Regions from separate parts of the Mus musculus genome. Here region 1 is linked to region 2. The links are chromatin loops, found by intact Hi-C in ENCODE. Cell type or tissue: heart. All regions are shown on one strand.

Region 1 (4,000 bases), 82 kb after region 2:
TTTCTTTTAGTGCATCTCAGAATCTGCTTCTAGACTCCCTCTGATCTTGGCTTCTCTGGAACGGCATGCTGAAGACAGGGAGTGGCTATGTCCCATCTGAGGCAGGCTTTCTCTTTTTACCCCACATCTACCCCCATGGCCTTCATGCTTGTGCCCCATGCTTGCAGGTGACTTGGCGATCCCTGCTTAGTCTTTACAATGTGGAATGCTCTCCTGGATTTGTACCCGACAGAGCTGTTGGCAAGTCCCCTGTGCCCACCAAACTCTAGAAAGTGGCAGCTGTCTAGTTGACGACATCCATTCCAGTTCCAAGGGAGAGCTCTTGTTTGGCTGTGAAGACCTCACTGGCAGATATATCGCCAAACGGAGATAAGAAGGGAAGGGTTTTTTCCTTCCTTTGCAAACTATCTACACATTTAATAAATGAGCCAGCAAGTTAGTAGAAGGCCCTGGCTCTTGACAATGGTAGCCTTTATTCTGGGCCATCTTTCTCACCACTGCGTTCTCTTGGTGGTTGGCCTCTAGGAGATGCAAGGCTTTTGAGAGTTAAAGATAAAGCCCAAAAACAGATATGATATGCTGCAAGTACCCCTTTCCTTCTTATAACCTCCAAGTCCTGAAGGCGTACTGTCGTGTGGCACCATCAAGAAGGATGGCAGGCATCATTAGTTAGGAATATGGGGGTGGGGTTGGGGTGGGGGGAGGTTTCAGGTCCCACTCCTGTGTTTTCCCAAGTAAATACTCACAGGAGAGGCATAAATAAGTCTTGACAGAAAAATATGTGTTATTGTGACTCAGGTTATTGATACTGAGAAAAGGAGACAATTACTAAGATCATAGGTTTTCAAGTCATTTGGGGGAACTGACCAACCTGCTGCTTGCCCTCCATTTTGAACCTTGAACAAGTGGGGTCCCTAATCTATGTAAATCAAGGCAGCCAACCTGATGCTGGTCCTCCATTTTAAATTTTGAACAGTGGGGCCCCTAATCCATGTGGCAGCCACAGAGAAGTACAGGGACTACTGTAGAGGGTGCTGTGAAGAGAGGTAGGGTGTACCCCACACACACATATGAATCCTGTGGGGTTCTGACATCAAGTCTATGACCTAGGTCATTCTTTGTAGCTTTCCAAGGTTCCTAGTTTGTAACTAATGCATTTGAATTCCCGTGTTCCACACACCTCCTGGTATTTCTTCCTCGACAGGAGACAGATACTAATTTTGTCTGACTTCGTTTGTGTCTGTTACTTCACAACGTTTCTGACAGCTCTGGTTCCTGTCTCCTGCCTTTGGCGTGAGCATTGGTGAATGTGTCGTTACCTGACTGTCTTTGACACTGTTGAAGTTCATGGTGAGCCAGATGCTAATTCTGCTTTAGTGATCTGATGCCACACATCTTGGGGGCTACCAGCCACGAAGCTACCCTGTGAGTCTCCAGTGACAGGCAGCTAATCTCCAGCCTGTAGAACTGTTCCTCTTCATTTGTCTTCACCTGACAGAGAAGCTTACGCTCTTATATGTGTTCTCATGTCATTCAGTTCCCATGGTTGCCTGGGGGTGAGATGGCTTTCAAGATGAGGGTGGATTCTTACATATACATACTTTTAATGTGATATAAGTCATGATCTACATCTTTTTCTGGACTCCATTGATAACTACACACACACACACACACACACACACACACACACACACACACACACACACTTATAAAATAAAATCTTTTCAAATGAATACAACCCTGACCCCTTTTGTGCAGTCCTGTGTAGACACACAGGACTGATGAAACTGTCCAGTGGTGTAATTCTGTCTTCTGAGTGGCTGCCTGTCATCCACAGTAACCACACCATTTTACATTTCCAGTTGTCCTGTGGCAAGCTTCTAATTCCTTCTCAGCCTTGGAATCCCTGATTCCTGTCATCTGGAGTGTCACTGTTGTCATCCCGTGTGTTTCTGCTGTTGCTGTGTGAAGTGGTTTGCATTTGCATAACCTTCATGATATTGAACATCACTTTATGAGATTATTTGACATATCTATATTTTCCTGGAAAAAACTGTCCATCCAAATCCTTTATTTATTTTGTACATATGTGTGTGTTCATGTGTGTTCAGGCTGGCATGGACAGGATCATGTATGTCTGGAAAGACAACCTTGACTGTCATTTCTCAGAAGGCAGGATTTCTCTCTAGCCTGTACCTTGCCAAGTGTGCCCAGAAAGTCCTAGGGAAGTGCCTCACTGGTGCTGAAATTAAAAGTTTGTGCCACTGTGGCCTGCTTCTCTTCCATGGATTCTTGGTGGTAGCTGGGGATCCCCATGTTTGCAAAGCAAAGACTTTACTCACCGAGGCCCCCTTCCTGCCTTTATGCCATTGACAAATATAAGTAATTCTTTTTATTGACTTGTTAATATTGTCTAACAACCAAGTTCCTAAACATCTCCCCTCATCCTGGGCTTTGCCTTCATTCTACATTTTGAACTTTCATTGTTCACCACACCAATCATAGCTTCTGCAGACCACCAAGATTGGCTTGTGCCTCAGAAACTCCACCAGAGACTAATTGCATCTTTGCCTCAGTAGCTAGTATTCAGGTGAGTTCCTGGCACGAAGTAGGAGCTGAGGAGCTGAGGGAGGAATTGAGGGAGGAGCTGAGGACAGAGACATGGGGTTCACCTTTACCTTTTGTCTGAGAGTCAGAATGGTTCTGGGTAAGGTAGAACAAAGTGGATAATGAATCGCCTAGCAAAACCACAGAGGCCAAAGCTGCAAGATTGCTTTCTGAAGCCCCTTGTACCTGGGTATTATTTTTAAGATCAATGAAGGGGAGATGGGAGTGCAGAGCTGGGCTTGCAGCTGTGTTTGGGATGCAGCAAATACACTTTGCTGAAATCAATGGAGTGACTCTGAGGAGCCCGAGAAATGCTGTGTAATTATAGCACTGAGAATTACAGTTGTCACGTATTGATTCAGTCTTTTCAGCGCTCTCTCGTTGGTAGGTTTCCTCCCGCAGGCAATGCTACTCTGTGACATTTCCGGAGCCTTGGGTGAACTGCTGGCTGCAGAAGGGGAGAGGGGGTAAAATCTCATATGGAGATCTGTCTGCACCCGCAACCTTGGGAGGTCCTCAGATTTAGAGACAGGGTGGGTCCGTGTCACTCTGGAGTTGTCATTACTTTGTGACAGCTGTCTTGAGTGCCCTCTTCATGGTTACTGAGTGAGTACTCCTAGGGAGGACTTACCGTCCTGCAGATAAAGACTAAGAGGGAGACTTCCTTAGTCCTGCAAAGATTGCCCTTCTTATCCAAGTACAAGGCAATATTTCTGAAGTAGCTAACATAAGTTAGAAAGCATCTGCCTGTGCTAATTTTCTGGCTTTTCCCCCATGGTATATGTTCTTGTTGAGGTCACAACCCATCCCAGGAAAAGTGTACCGGGGCTGCTGGGGAGATAAGTAAAATGCACCCACAGTTCTGGGACAGGGTGTGTCCCCCTGGGGGATGCCAAACAGAGAGTCAAAGAAAGAGGAACCCAGGTGGAGCTGGACTGAAGGCTCAGGAGACCTTCTCCAGGCCAGAGGTAGAGCTGCAGAAAAGAGTAGGCGCTTTATTAAGTTCTTCAGGCATGGTGGGATTACAGCGTCACCTACTGAAGCCTGCCACCTGGAACTGTGAAGTGTATGGTGACTGACATCACCCAGGCATATAGAAAGGGAGGCTAGTGGTGATAACTCCACCCTAACGCTAAGTTCCATGAAAGATTTGGCATGTAGTAACCTGGTCTTTCTGGGCTGTCCCTGGAGTGACATCACATGCCCTTAGTAGCTGTAAATGTCTGGACAAATTGATCACTCTGGGATTTGGAAGCCCCACTTCACCCTATACTTATTCTGCTGTGGACCCATCTTTGGAATGGCATCTTCTTTACTGGTCAGAATGTGGGAACGGCTGCATTCCAATAGTGAAGAGGGTTCTCCGCTGTCGACTCGGAGGTCTCTTGGACTC
Region 2 (4,000 bases):
CAATTTGTCAGACCACCCATAGCAGACTGGAGCCCAGATGTTGATGGGTTAATGATGGGCAAGACTGTACCTTGACCTGGACTACTTAGTGATTCATATCCTTTTGTACCTAAAGCTCATGCAGAACATGGAAGAATCAGTTAGAGAGTGGGGAGATCACTAGACCTGTCTATTTGTTCTTCTTCCCAATGGAGCCACAATGAATAATCTTTCTTCTCTTCTTTTGTTACTTGCTCCTTCAGTTGGCATTCCGAAGACAGGGGGCTGAGCCTAGCTTCTTAGGGCTGCCAGGACACAGGCTTTGACCCTAACAACTCCAGGATACAATACCACTGGTAGAGAAGAACACTGTAGAGAGTGATGCCAGAGAGTAATTTAGGCCGAAGGTACCCCAGACAAGGGGAGGCACATTGAAAACCACACCAAGACTAGGTGAGGTCATGTCTGGAAGACAGATGGATGAAGCAATTTATATTTAAATGGTAAGGCAAACAACACACCCCCACTGTGCCACCGTCTATTCTTACTCAATTTCTCTGGAAGAAAGTAGAAATTATGGCCGGTGCTAATTGCTATGCACTATTGAATGTAAGCCTTGGCATTGGGATATAGGCCCTTGGGAAAGCAAGGAAAAGTTCTCCAAATAGGCTTTGGCTTCTCCATCACTAACGTGGACAACAATGCTAGGTATTTTCTGTTCGTATCCACTTTTCTCTTAGCTTCCAAACGCTGCTGCCTGAATCAGTACATCCTATCAGAGGCGCCTTGTGGACCAAAATCCTAGGGAATGCTGGGGAGCAAGGGGCGGAGGACTGATGACAATTGGCTCTGCTGCATGCTGACCTTCAGGCCAAGCCAGGGAGGGCCACAATAGTCAGGAGAGGGGTGGGGACACAGCAGGCTTGTGGCTCATCCCTTCCTGAACTCCAACCGCAGGCCGCTGGAGAACTAAACAAGGCCCTCTGCTGGGGTCCTTGTGATCTGCAGTTGCCTGTACTTGGAGGCTGGGGGAAGATGTGAGACTCCCTGAAGCTCTAACTTCCCTTCTCAGAGGTTCTGTTTCTTTCTCCCATTTTCGGGGAATGGGCGGTTTAGATATGTCCAGTAGCCACTGAATGCAGGAGCAGAGGCTGGCAAACCAAAGGAGCCAATGGCAGCTCCTATCTCGGCATCTTCCAGAGCCCCAGAGCACAACGTCTGTCCTTAGAAATCCCTAAACCAAGCCGAATACAGCTCCTGCGATACTCTCTTTATGAAAATTGCTTCTTCTCTCCGGCCTTAGCAGTCCGGTACCCGCACTAGAAGTAGGGTGCCTGGATACTCCCATCTCTGCACCTCATTGCTAGTCCTAGTACCACCCAGTTTCCGCCTTGGTGCCCTGGGCCCCACAATGCCTCCTAGTGGCCGGGTAGCACCTTCCTCGCTCAGCCTCCTACCCCACCAGGACTCCTGGATTTTGCAGTTTCGCTGGGTAGTTAGACCCCGCCGGCCTTGACCATCAGCAAGCCCTTAGTGCCCCAAGCAGGTCCCCTCGTGCCTCCCAGGGACGCACCCGCAGCCAGTAGCGGCGCAGCCCGGGGCTCAAGGCGGCGATCAGGCCCCGGCCCGGGCTTGGGGCGCTAGGGGTGAAGGCAAGCGAAGCCGGCGGGCCAGGGGAAGCCGGTGAAGGCAACGGCGAGAGTCCGAGAGAGGCTAGGCGGCGGCAGCAGCGGGCGACGCGAGGAGTCCCTGTGATTGGCACAGCCCGAGCCGGAGGAGGCGGCGAAGGGAGGGCGGAGGAGGAGGAGGAGGAGAAGGAGGAGGAGGAGGAAGGGAGCTAGCGCGGCGGCAGCGAGGAGCGGAGCCTTCAACCTCTCTAGCCGCGGCAGGACGGGGGCGGCCGCCGCGGGCCCGGGGCGGGGACAGTACGCAGCCTCGCGGCACGCACCCCCGCCCGGCAACGGCCACGACACCCGGGGCGAGCGGGAAAGCGGCGGCGGCGGCGGCGGCGGGGGAAGGATGCAGGGAAAGAAGCCGGGCGGCTCGTCGGGCGGCGGCCGGAGCGGCGAGCTGCAGGGGGACGAGGCGCAGAGGAACAAGAAGAAGAAAAAGAAGGTGTCCTGCTTCTCCAACATCAAGATCTTCCTGGTGTCTGAGTGCGCCTTGATGCTGGCGCAGGGTACGGTGGGCGCCTACCTGGTGAGTCCGGGTGCCAACTCTGCGGCGGACCCCCTTCCCTGCCGGCGCTTCTCGGGCTTGCCGCCTGGCACCGGGAAGGGGCCTCGCCGGCTCCGGGGGCAGGCGGGCATGACCTCGGCCCGGCACGGAGGTTGGCGACTGGTGCAGAGGCGGCCGCCGGGGGAGCTGCCGGCCGGAGCTCGGAGCGGGCGGGACCGTGGATGCCGGCAGCTCGCGCGCCGGGCAGGGGCTAGGGAAGGGGTGCCTGAAAGGAGATGCCGCAGGCAGGTGGGCATGAAACTGTTTCTTCTCCCCTCTTGAAAACGGAGCCATATGGCGAGTTCAGGGAGCCTCCTCAGAGACTGGAAGGCATCGCGGTTCAGGTGACCTGCACATGGGAGGAAAAGCCAGTTAGCATCCTGCGTCCTCTACTCTCCGTTTCATCCGCCCGGTGAACGAATCATTATGCATCTTTTTTCCCCCTGGCTCTTTCTCCATCCACCAATTGCTGGGGGAATTTAAAAGGCGCCCGAGTGTGGCCCTGAGCTCAGCGGTAACTGCAGGGGGACTAGTCCCACCCAGATCCCAATAGCCATCTTTCTGTGGAGGGATAAAGTTATAGTACCTGGAGAGCAGCTGCGAGTTTCTGTAGTTCTACCTTAATTCCCCATCATGGTCGCTCGCCCACACGGGGAGTGGATCATCTGTACAATATGTATTTGCTTTATTTGTCTCCAGAAAGGGATTATTGATGCCCAAAGGCCCATGGACACCTACTATGCCCAGGGAATCCACTTGTAAGGATTACCAAGTACCTACTTTGTCGCTTTCTTCTGTCTTGCTCAGGTGGTCCGCACTTGAGTTTCAGACAGTGCACTTCCAGACCTATTCTGTCTACCCAGGAAAAGATGTCTTCGAGTGGATAGTGTTAAATCATTACTTGGCTATTGACCTGAAACTGGAATCAAATGTCATAGATTTTAAGTGTTAGTGAGCACATTTGATGGAGATCGAATTGGACAAGATTTCAAAAGCGGTTGGATAACCACATCCAGAGATAGAGCTATGTGTATCCTGATGCTATCATGAATCCCTCATTCCTGGCCCAGGGTTAAAGTTAATGAGGGCCAGACGCTGAGTAGCCAGAACTCTCAACAGTTTCCCAAGGCTCCTACAGGCTAATAAGATGAAGGGACATAGCGCTTGGTTAAAGATAGTTATGTGGTGACTTGGAAGTGGGGGTGGGGCTCTACAGAGTCAATTCTGTTCCTGGGGTGACTGAACTGTAGAGCATTTGAGAAATCGTATGCATTTTTGTCACCCTTTCCCAGATAAACAGTTTTTAACTCCCCATTTCTGTCTTGTGTATAATATTGTCCCTGAACCCTGGGGCCAAAAGAACATTTGAGTATTCTGTTTTCCCAAACGTATTCCTTTTCTCTGTGGTTGTCATACTAAGCTGTAGACTGTGGCCTTTGCTTGGTGAGGATGATGATGTTTGGAGAAGCAGCTTTTTTAAAGAAGAGATTTGACTGTTAAAACACTTAGAAGTTACATGTGTCTCTAGAGGCAAATGCACATTCCTACTGATAAGTGTGACTCCGTACCGAAGCATATGCAAACTAAATTATATCTAAGCAGGTCTTCGTGTAAAAAGAGGCAGTTTATTCGATCAACAGCTGGCTCCTGTTTAACAGCTTCTTTGCCTTACACCAGGCTCCATTAAGGGTGTGGTATTCACATGTGGCAAAAACAGCAAGGCTGGACTTCATCATCCCAGGAATGATGAACATCTGAGATTAGGAGTTTGCACTTCTAGTGGCTTAGGGTTTTAGAAGGAAGT

The links. A loop is a pair of places that touch in the nucleus more often than their neighbours do. Peaks named below come from ENCODE experiments on the same cell type or tissue, not always from the same donor. Only the 100,000 strongest peaks of a DNase experiment are listed, where the experiment ranks them.
Region 1: it touches region 2 in a loop (2.3-fold over the local background); 1 of 42 quality-filtered maps calls a loop at or near these places.

The regions. Positions count from the first base shown.
Region 1 is chr7:74,470,887-74,474,886 of GRCm38, reverse strand. All of the region lies in intron 2 of Slco3a1 (solute carrier organic anion transporter family, member 3a1), which reads left to right. Among named protein-coding and RNA genes, the nearest start is that of Slco3a1, 82 kb to the left of the region's middle. In heart, no CTCF peak of the experiment used is centred here; no DNase peak of the experiment used is centred here; H3K27ac peaks cover 303 bases.
Region 2 is chr7:74,552,589-74,556,588 of GRCm38, reverse strand. It overlaps Slco3a1 (solute carrier organic anion transporter family, member 3a1), which reads left to right and starts at 1,809. Exons shown (of 10, transcript NM_023908.2): 1 at 1,809-2,178. The coding sequence starts at 1,999. In heart, CTCF peaks have their summits at 974 (motif pointing left), 1,429 (motif pointing left), 2,132 and 2,338; DNase peaks (open chromatin) are centred at 948, 1,738 and 2,308; H3K4me3 peaks cover 3,273 bases; H3K27ac peaks cover 2,316 bases.